Regions from separate parts of the Homo sapiens genome. Here region 2 is linked to region 1. Evidence: read pairs that join two places in POLR2A ChIA-PET (ENCODE). Cell type or tissue: B cell. All regions are shown on one strand. Each heading gives the region's core, and the rest is flanking DNA. Links, peaks and the distances in the headings are about the cores only.

Region 1 (4,383 bases), core at 292-4,291:
ACAGCTGATAGGCGACACCAGCGCTATTCCCTGGAGACTAGGGTTGTCCTGAATGGCCGAGAGGAAACCCTGCAGACCATGGTCCTGGGCTGCCAGGCCGGACACCCCTACGTGAGTGTGTCTGGGGCATAGCCCGGAAGGGGCCTGAGAGCCAGAGGAAGGCCCCAGCTGCCTCCTCACTCCCTGCATGCGTGTGTACATGTATGTGGTTGTCCCTCCCAGGTCTGTGCAGGTCTGATGCATCCATACGATGGCAAAGTCATCCCCAGGAACACAGAGGGGTGCCTGGTTACTTGGAATCAGCACACGGTAAGAGCAGAGACCCCAGAGACTTTTGCACCCCAGCCAGCCCTGGTTCAAGTTGCTGTCATCGCTCAATAGGATTGAAAACATGTTATCTGGACTGAGTGCAGTGGCTCACACCTGTAATCTTAGCTACGCAGGAGGCTGAGGTGAGAAGATCGCTTAAGACCAGGAGTTTGAGATCCATCTGGGCGACATATGGAAACCCTGTTTCTACAAAAGAAAAAAAAATTGTTTAATTAGCCAGGCATGGTGGCATGTGCTTGTAGTCCCAGCTACTGGGGAGGCTGAGACAGGAGGATCTGATTAAGCCCAGGATGTTGAGGCTTCTGTGAGCCATGGTTGCACCATTGCATTCCAGCCTGGGCAACAGAGCAAGACTCAGACACCACTCCCCCGCCCCCCAACCTCACACACAAAAAAGTTCTCCTGGCCAGGTGTGGTGGCTCATACCTGTAATCCTAGCACTTTGGGAGGCCAAGGCGGGCAGATCACCTGAGGTCAGGAGTTCCAGACCATCCTGGCCAACATGGTGAAACCCTGTCTCTACTAAAAATATAAAAACTAGATGGGCATGGTGGTAGGTACCTGCAGTCCCAGCTACTCAGGAGGCTGAGGCAGGAGAACCCAGGAGGCAGAGGTTACAGTGAGCTGAGATCACGCCACTGCATTCCAGCCTGGGCCACAGAGCAAGACACTGCCTCAGGAAAAAAAAAAAAAAGGTTCTCCTGACTGGGTTCTCTGTTTCATTTGGTCCTCCCTAGTACAGTCTATGTGACAGTCAGAGGGATATATTCTGAAGGCCAGCACAACCCTGCCACCCGCATGCTCTCAAACTCTGACAGCCTCTCTTGGGATAAAGCCCCAGTCCTGTCCCCTCAGCCCTGCTTCGTGGCCTGCATCTGCCTCATCCAGCCTCTTCGCATTTCCTCGCCTGGCTCTTTCCTGCCTCGGGACCTCTGCGTGTCCTGTGTGCCTGGAGCCGTCACCCTCTCCTTCAGCTTTGCCTCCTCCCTTCTACTCATCTTTTAGGATTGAGCTCAAGCATCCTCTCACCTGACCCCCAGACCACCTCACACAGACCCGTGCTTACCCTAGCGATGCCTTATATCTTTTTCTTTCTTTTTTTTTTTTGGAGAAAGAGTCTCACTCTGTCGCTCAAGCCGGAGTGTAGTGGTGCAGTCTCAGCTCACTGCAACCTCGGCCTCCCAGGTTCAAGTGATTCTTCTGCCTCAGCCTCCCAGGTAGCTGGGATAACAGACGTGCATTCCCACTCCTGGCTAATTTTTGTATTTTTAGTAGAGACTGGGTTTTACCATGTTGGCCAGGCTGGTCTCAAACTTCTGACTTCAAGTGATCTGCCCGCCTTGGCCTCCCAAAGTGCTGGGATTACCGCTGCACCCAGCTTGCCCTATAGCTTTCGCTTTTAGTACCTATCACAAATCCCAGTTCTTTTTTTTTTTTTTAAAGACAAAGTCTCACTCTGTCACCCAGGCTGTAGTGCAGTGGCACAATCTCAGCTCACTGTAGCCTTGTCCTCCTAGGCTTAAGTGATCCTCCCACCTCAGCCTACCAAGTAGCTGGGACCACAGGCACACATTACCACCACACCTGGTTATTTTTTATTTTTATTTTTAGTAGAGACAGAGTCTTGCTATATTGCCCAGGCTGGTCTTGAGCTCCTGGACTCTAAGCCATCCTCCCATCTTGGCCTCCAGAATGCTGACATTATAGGTGTGAACCACCGTACCTGGCCCCAGTTCTATTTTTGTGTGATCCATCAATCCCTGGCTCCTCTGGAAAGCTCATGATCTCCATGAGTACTTTACCACCGTAGCCACAGGGCTTGGTACACAGTAGGTGCTCAATGAATAGTTGCCGTCATGATGTTATTTAACACCCATTGCATGCCAGGATCCAGAGCAGAGGTCAACAAACTTTTCTGGAAAGAACCAGATAGTAACTAGTTTAGGTTTCATGGGCCACATGGTTCAGGTCTTGTTCACTCATAACTACCGTTACAATTCAAGAGCACCGTGAATAATACGTAATGAACGGGCGTGGCTGTGTCCCAACAGGGCTTCACTTGCAAAAACAGGCCACATTTGGACCAGGGGCTGTAGTTGCTGACCCCTGACTTAGAGGGTCTTTTTTGAGGCAGGGTCTTGCTCTGTCACCCAGGCTGGAGGGCAGGGGTGCGATCATGGCTCACTCACTGCAGCCTTGACCTCCCAAGCTCAAGTGACCCTCACACCTCAGCCTCCTAAGTAGCTGAGACCACAAGTGTGCACCACCACACCCAGCTCATTTTAAGATGTTTTGTAGAGATGGAGGTCTCACTGTGTTTCCCAGGCTGGTCTTGATCTCTTGGATTCAGGGGATCCTCTTGCCTCACCTTCCAAAGTGCTGGGATTGGGCCAGGTGTGGTGGCTCACACATGTAATCCCAGCATTTTGGGAAGCCAGGGTGGGTGGATCACTTGAGGTCAGGTGTTCGAGACCAGCCTGGCCAATATGGTAAAACCCCATCTCTACTAAAAAAAAAACTATAAAAATTGGCTGGGCATAGTGGCAGGTGCCTATAATCCCAGCTACCCCGGAGGCTTAGGCACAAGAGTCACTTGAAACTGGGAGGCAGACGTTACGGTGAGCCGAGATCCCAGCACTGCACTCCAGCCTTGGTGACAGAGAGAGACTTGGTCTCAAAAAAAAAAAAAGTGTTGGGATTACAGATAAGAGTCACCACCCCTGGCTGAGGGTCTTGACATGTGGCTCCCTAGGGGTGAAACTTGTTTTTGCCTGTGTGTCCTTGGCAAATTATTTCATCTCTCTGGACCTCAGTTTCCTTGTGTGCAGAATGGGAGCAGCAGTACTCATCTCTATGCAGTGGCTGTGACGATTACAATGTAGCGTTGTAAAATGCCTACTAGAACCCCATCCGGGTCTTCTTCCTGACACCTCTAGGAGGAGTTGATACTCTGGGAGAGCATCGTATTTTTCAGCAAGCATTTATGGAGCATCTACTGTGTGCAAGGAAGATAGTCATTGTTTCTCTCTCTCTCTCTTTTTTTTTTTTTTTTTTTTTTTTTAAGACAGAGTCTCACTCTGTTGTCTAGGCTGGAGTCTGGAGTGCAATGACTTGATCTCAGCTCACCGCAACCTCCACGTCCCAGGTTCATGCACAGACCCCTCCGATCATTTTTTTTTTTTTTTTTTTTTTTTTTTTGAGACTGAGGATCGAGTCTTGCTCTGTTGCCCAGGCTAGGGTGCAGCTGCGCAATGTCGGCTCATTGCAACCTCTGCCTCCTGGGTTCAAGTGATTCTCCTGCCTCAGCCTCCCGAGTAGCTGGGATTACAGGCTCCCATGACCACACCCGGCTAATTTTTGTACTTTTAGTAGAGTTGGGGTTTCTGCATGTTGGCCAGGCTGGTCTCGAGCTCCTGACCTCAGGTGATCCCCCGGCCTCAGCCTCCCAAAGTGCTGGGATTACAGCCATGAACCACCACGCCCGGCCATTTCTATTTGCAAGATACACAACAGCCCCTGGGAAGGAGGGTGAACCAGGCAGCTGTTGAGCATTGAGACCCACCTTTCTGGGGGCTCCCTTCACCATTAGTTAAACGAGGCTGCGTGTGGCTCCCCGGGGATAAGGTAGTACAGTTATTGGAGCTTCTAGGGAGAAACAAATGGCAGGATGACAGCCTTAGACACCTGCAGAAGTGGCTCCCGATGGTGTTTGCTGTTTCTTAAACCAGAGATTGCAGAGCCGGCGCCATGGGCCATATTCAGCCTGCAGATGGGTTTTGTTTGGTCTGCTTAGCATTTAAATTTTTTAAGGAAATTAATTGCTACCATTGAAAATCAGAAGATTTTGAGTAAAACCCAGATTTCCAGTGTTTATAAGAAGAAAATCAGACGGTGTGACCACACCAAGCCTCAAATCCCAGCTGACAACAACAGGGTCTGACTGAGTAAATGGCAGTCGTTTAGTTTCATATAATTTAGCTGTCTGCTCTTTTTAAAACCGTGTCTAGGCTGGGCGAGATGGCTCACGCCTGTAATACTAGCACTTTGGGAGGC
Region 2 (4,383 bases), core at 210-4,209, 240 kb after region 1:
CCAGGAGACCAGATGGGAGGTTTCTGCCATGGATGGTCCAGGTGGGAGATGAGGAGGTGTGGACCCGGGCGGTGGCCTCAGGGAGGAGGGGATGAACAGGCTCAGGATGTGGTGAGGAGGCCTTGCTGAAGGGCCAAGTGTGGAGCCGGGAATGGCTGTGGCTGCATGTCAGTGGACTCGAAGGCTGGAGGCCGAGAGAGGGAGCCATCTACTCCAGAGTGCATCTCACTGCTGCTTCCAGGAGCCCTCAGGGCACCTGGGCAAAGACTGTCCTGGAGGGTCGTAGAGCCCCTTGGGGAGGGTAGGAAGGGCACCCGGGCTCCCACCCTGTCAGTAAGGTCAGATCAGCCCCACATCAGTTCTGGGGTGCAGGGGGAGGGAGAATAAAGAGGAAAAGGACCCAGGAAGCACTACATGATCCTAGAAGGGGCTGGGCACGGTGGCTCCCGCCTGTAATCCTAACATTTTGAGAGGCTATGGTGGGAGGATCACTTGAACTTCAAGGAGTTCAAGAACAGCCTGGGCAACACAGTGAGACCCCCATCTCTACAAAAAGTTAAAAAAAATTGTTTTAAATAGAAAAGCTCCAAGAAGGGGTGGAATCCCTAAAACATCTCCCACGCTGCACACCCAGGTGCTGGTGCTGGGTTTCCTCACTCACCTGCAAGGTGGTGTGAGGGGGGCTGGAGTCCACCATTGCAGGCTGAGGACTCAAAAGCTTGGAGAGGGAAAGGCCCTGCCCAAGGCCACCCAGCTAGAGGGAGAGGGTGTCATCCCCAGCACAGCCATGACGCCCCCATCTCTGCTTCCTCTTAAAGCCATGCAGAGGCCGCCTGCCCCCGCCACCAGCCCCCTGCCCTCCTGTGTTCAGCAAGCCCTGGCCACAGTCGTGACTTGCCTGAGACTTTCCCTGTCCTGGCCTTGCAGGGTTTGGTTCTGATTCTCAAAGCAAAATGGCCTCCTCTGTTGCTAAAATGTCTTCTCAGAGGATGGCGGCTTCCCAGCGGAGCTGTTGTGGGCACGAGGGGAGGAAGGAATACACAGGGGGTGTACCAAAGAGCTGCTTACCATCTTCCAGGCTCTCTGCTGAAGGCCGTGTGTGTTCCCCATTTTTTTTTTTTGAAACGGAGTCTCCCTCTGTCACCCAGGCTGGAGTGCAGTGGCGCGATCTCTGCTCACTGCAACCTCCGCCTCCTGGGTTCAAGCGATACTCCTGCCTCAGCCTCCTGAGTAGTTGGGATTACAGGTGCCCACCACTACACCTGGCTAAGTTTTGTATTTTTAGTAGAGATGGGGTTTCACCATATTGGCCAGGCTGGTCTTGAACTCCTTACCTTAAGTGATCTACCCACCTCGGCCTCCCAAAGTGCTGGGATTACAGGCATGAGCCACTGCACCCAGCTTGTGTTCCCCATTTACGGAGGAGGAAATGAAACGCGGTGAGGCGAGGAAGCAGACAAAGACAGAGCCCACTGGAGCCCTGGGCCCCTCACTCAGCTTTTAAATTGTGTGATTTGGAGGAAGAAGAAAATCAAGTACCTTGTGCAACTCTGTGTCCCAAGTTTTCATCCCTAAAATGACCCCACAGGACGGTTTCAGGATATTCTTCTGCGCCCGAGGGATGAGGTTCAGGGGACTCTGGGGGATGAGGCTGGTGCTGTTTGGGGTGCAGGGGTGAGCCCCTGAAGCAGCATCCATCCACTGCTTCCTGTGGCCAAGCTCCTTGCCCAGGGAACTCCCGGGCTGGCAGGAGGTGGCCGGGTGCCCTGTGTCTCCTTTCCCCATTTTCCCAGTCCTGTTGACTTTTCCTCCAGACCCCAGCTGTCCCATCTGAGTCCTTCTTTCTGTCTAGACAGAGGTGGCCCTGGCTGTGCCTCTCCTTTGGAACCCATGGCCCGAGGGGCGTGCTTGGCAGTGGTATGGAGTTGACAGACCTGCTTTCTATTCCTTTTTTTTTTTTTTGAGATGAGTCTTGCTCTGTTGCCCAGGCTGGAATGCAGCAGTGATCTTGGCTCACTGCAACCTATGCCTCCCGGGCTCAAGCAATCTTCTTGCCTCAGCCTGAGTAGCTGGGACTATAGGCACCCGCCACCATGCCAAGCTAATTATTGTATTTTTAGTAGAGATGGGGGTTTCACCATGTTGGCCAGGCTGGTCTCAAACTCCTGACCTCAGGAGATCTCCCTGCCTTGGCCTCCCAAATTGTTGGGATTGCAGGCGTGAGCCACTCAGCCCAGCCCTGTTTTCCATTTCTGAATCACATCTGCAAGTCTGGGTCAGCTTAGCTGGGAGGCAAGGGCACAAAGTCGGCCCTGGTGGGGAAACCCTGAGAACGAATCAGGGCTGTCCAAGTGTGAGGCAAGTGACATGTCCAGGCAGTCATGAAATTCCAACCTCACTTCCTCTTTTTTTTTTTTTTTTTTAGAGACAGGCTTTCACTCTGTTGCCCAGGCTAGAGCACAGCAGCACAGCCTTGGCTCACTGCAGCCTCGAACTCCTGGGCTCACGGGATTCACCTGCCTCAGCCTCCTGAGTAGCTGGGACTACAGGTGTATACACCACCACACCCAGCTAATATTTTAGCTTTTGTAGAGACAGGGTCTCATTATGTTGCCCAGGCTGGTCTCAAACTCCTGGGCTCAAGCGATCCTTCCACCTCAGCCTCCCGAAGTACCAGGATTACAGGCATCAGCCACCATGCTCAGCTCAACCCCACTTTCTTACGATCATGGTAGGTCACCCAAGCCTTCAATGGCTCCCCAGGGCCAGTCACACTGAATCCCAGGTCTGCCCTTGCTCATTGCCACTGCCTTGATCTTCTTTCTGGCCTCCAGGACTGTCTGCTGGGACCATTGCCGTAGTCTTTTGCCTGGTCCCCTACTCTCCCAGTCTTGCCCCATCTGGTCTAGCTTTTCCTCCTAGCAGCAGACTGAGCTTTCTGGAACCCAAATCTGACCACGTCCCACCTCCACTTACAGTATGTCACTGGGTCCCACTGCCCGCAGGCTGGCATCCAAGCTTGCTCTCGCCCTGGCATTCAGGATCAGCTGCCTTGGATCTACCCCCTGCCAACAGGTCCCCACCGAACCCCACAATCTGACCCAGATGAGCCATCATCCCCAACACTCCCTGTCGTGTCCCGGAAGCCTGACCTTGACCCTGGTCAGCTGTTTCCCACACCCCGAATGCACTTGCTGTCCTTCCCATCAACATGGGCTCCTCCTTCAAGGTTGGTCCGAGTGGTTGCCCCCAAGAGGGGCCTCCAGGATTCTTAGTGACAAGTGACAGAATCCAAATGTGGCTCATTCAAGCAGAAGAAAAGGTATTAAACAGATATTGGGGTATGCAAAACTCCCAGGAAGGCAGGAGGATCCCATGGAAAAGGGGAGGCAAGACGTCACCCCTATTCCTACCACAGAGCCAGCCTGGTGAAGTCCTCCTTCTTCACAGCTGCCAGGAACTCCATGTGGCCCAGGCTCCCCCCAGAAAGAGTCCTGGACAGGACAAGCCTCCAATTCAAACTCCAGAGCAGGTGCCTCTGATTGGCAGAGTCCAGTCACATGCCATGCCCTAGCTGCAAGGGAGGCAGGGAAAGTGGGTGTGGACTATTTGGGCTCCTCCCATGGAAGGCGGGCTCTACTTGCCCATTGTCCTATGTGGGAGGAGTTTCCTAACTCTGGGGTGGGAGTTCAGAGAGTTAGGGCTCATAGACTAAGGCTCTGTGCCTCCCCAAACCTCAGCATTCCCCATCTCAGGAGAGGCACAGTCGAATATCTGGTCACTCAGTCCTTGACACAGCCCTCTGCTGCACCCCAAGTCCACAGGTTCGACTTCCTGCGTGTGTCTTGCACCCATGGGCATTTCCACATCTCTGCCTCCTTCTCTGTGCAAGCTTCCGTGATGAGTCTCCCATGCAGTGGAGGAGACAGGCACTAAAATCATGAGGACAGCCCAGTGTGATACATGCTGTGATGGGGACATGCAGGGAGCCTAGAGGAGGCACCTGGTCCAGCTGCGGGCATCTGGGAAGGCTTCCTGGAGGTGACACTGCTGAGTGTTGGAGAAAAAATAGGAATTATAGAAACAAAGGTGTTAGGCCTTGTGCAGTGGCTCACAACTGTAATCCTAGCAGTCTGGGAGGCCAAGGTGGGCGGATCACAAGGTCAGGAGTTCGAGACCAACCTGGCCAACATGGCGAGACCCCATCTCTACTAAAAATACAAAAATTAGCTGAGCGTGGTGTACATGCCTGTAATCCCAGCTACTTGGGACGCTGAGGCACAAGAATTGCTTGAACCCAGGAGGCAGAGGCTGCAGTGAGCTGAGATCGTGCCACTGCACTCCAGCCTGGGTGACAGAGTGAGACTCGGTCTCAGAAAAAAA

What was found. Peaks named below come from ENCODE experiments on the same cell type or tissue, not always from the same donor. Only the 100,000 strongest peaks of a DNase experiment are listed, where the experiment ranks them.
Region 2: POLR2A ChIA-PET joins it to region 1 with 5 read pairs; 2 of 35 experiments call an interaction of 5 or more read pairs at or near these places.

The regions. Positions count from the first base shown.
Region 1 is chr16:11,442,476-11,446,858 of GRCh38, reverse strand. It overlaps LOC400499 (putative uncharacterized protein LOC400499), which reads left to right. Exons shown (of 67, transcript NM_001370704.1): 32 at 1-111; 33 at 223-309. Among named protein-coding and RNA genes, the nearest start is that of RMI2, 99 kb to the right of the region's middle. In B cell, for the core only: no CTCF peak of the experiment used is centred there; no DNase peak of the experiment used is centred there.
Region 2 is chr16:11,207,046-11,211,428 of GRCh38, reverse strand. LOC107984859 (a long non-coding RNA gene) reads right to left here and starts at 494. Exons shown (of 4, transcript XR_007064984.1): 1 at 1-494. RefSeq lists enhancers at 46-640, 2,368-2,437. In B cell, for the core only: no CTCF peak of the experiment used is centred there; a DNase peak (open chromatin) is centred at 2,370; H3K27me3 peaks cover 1,042 bases.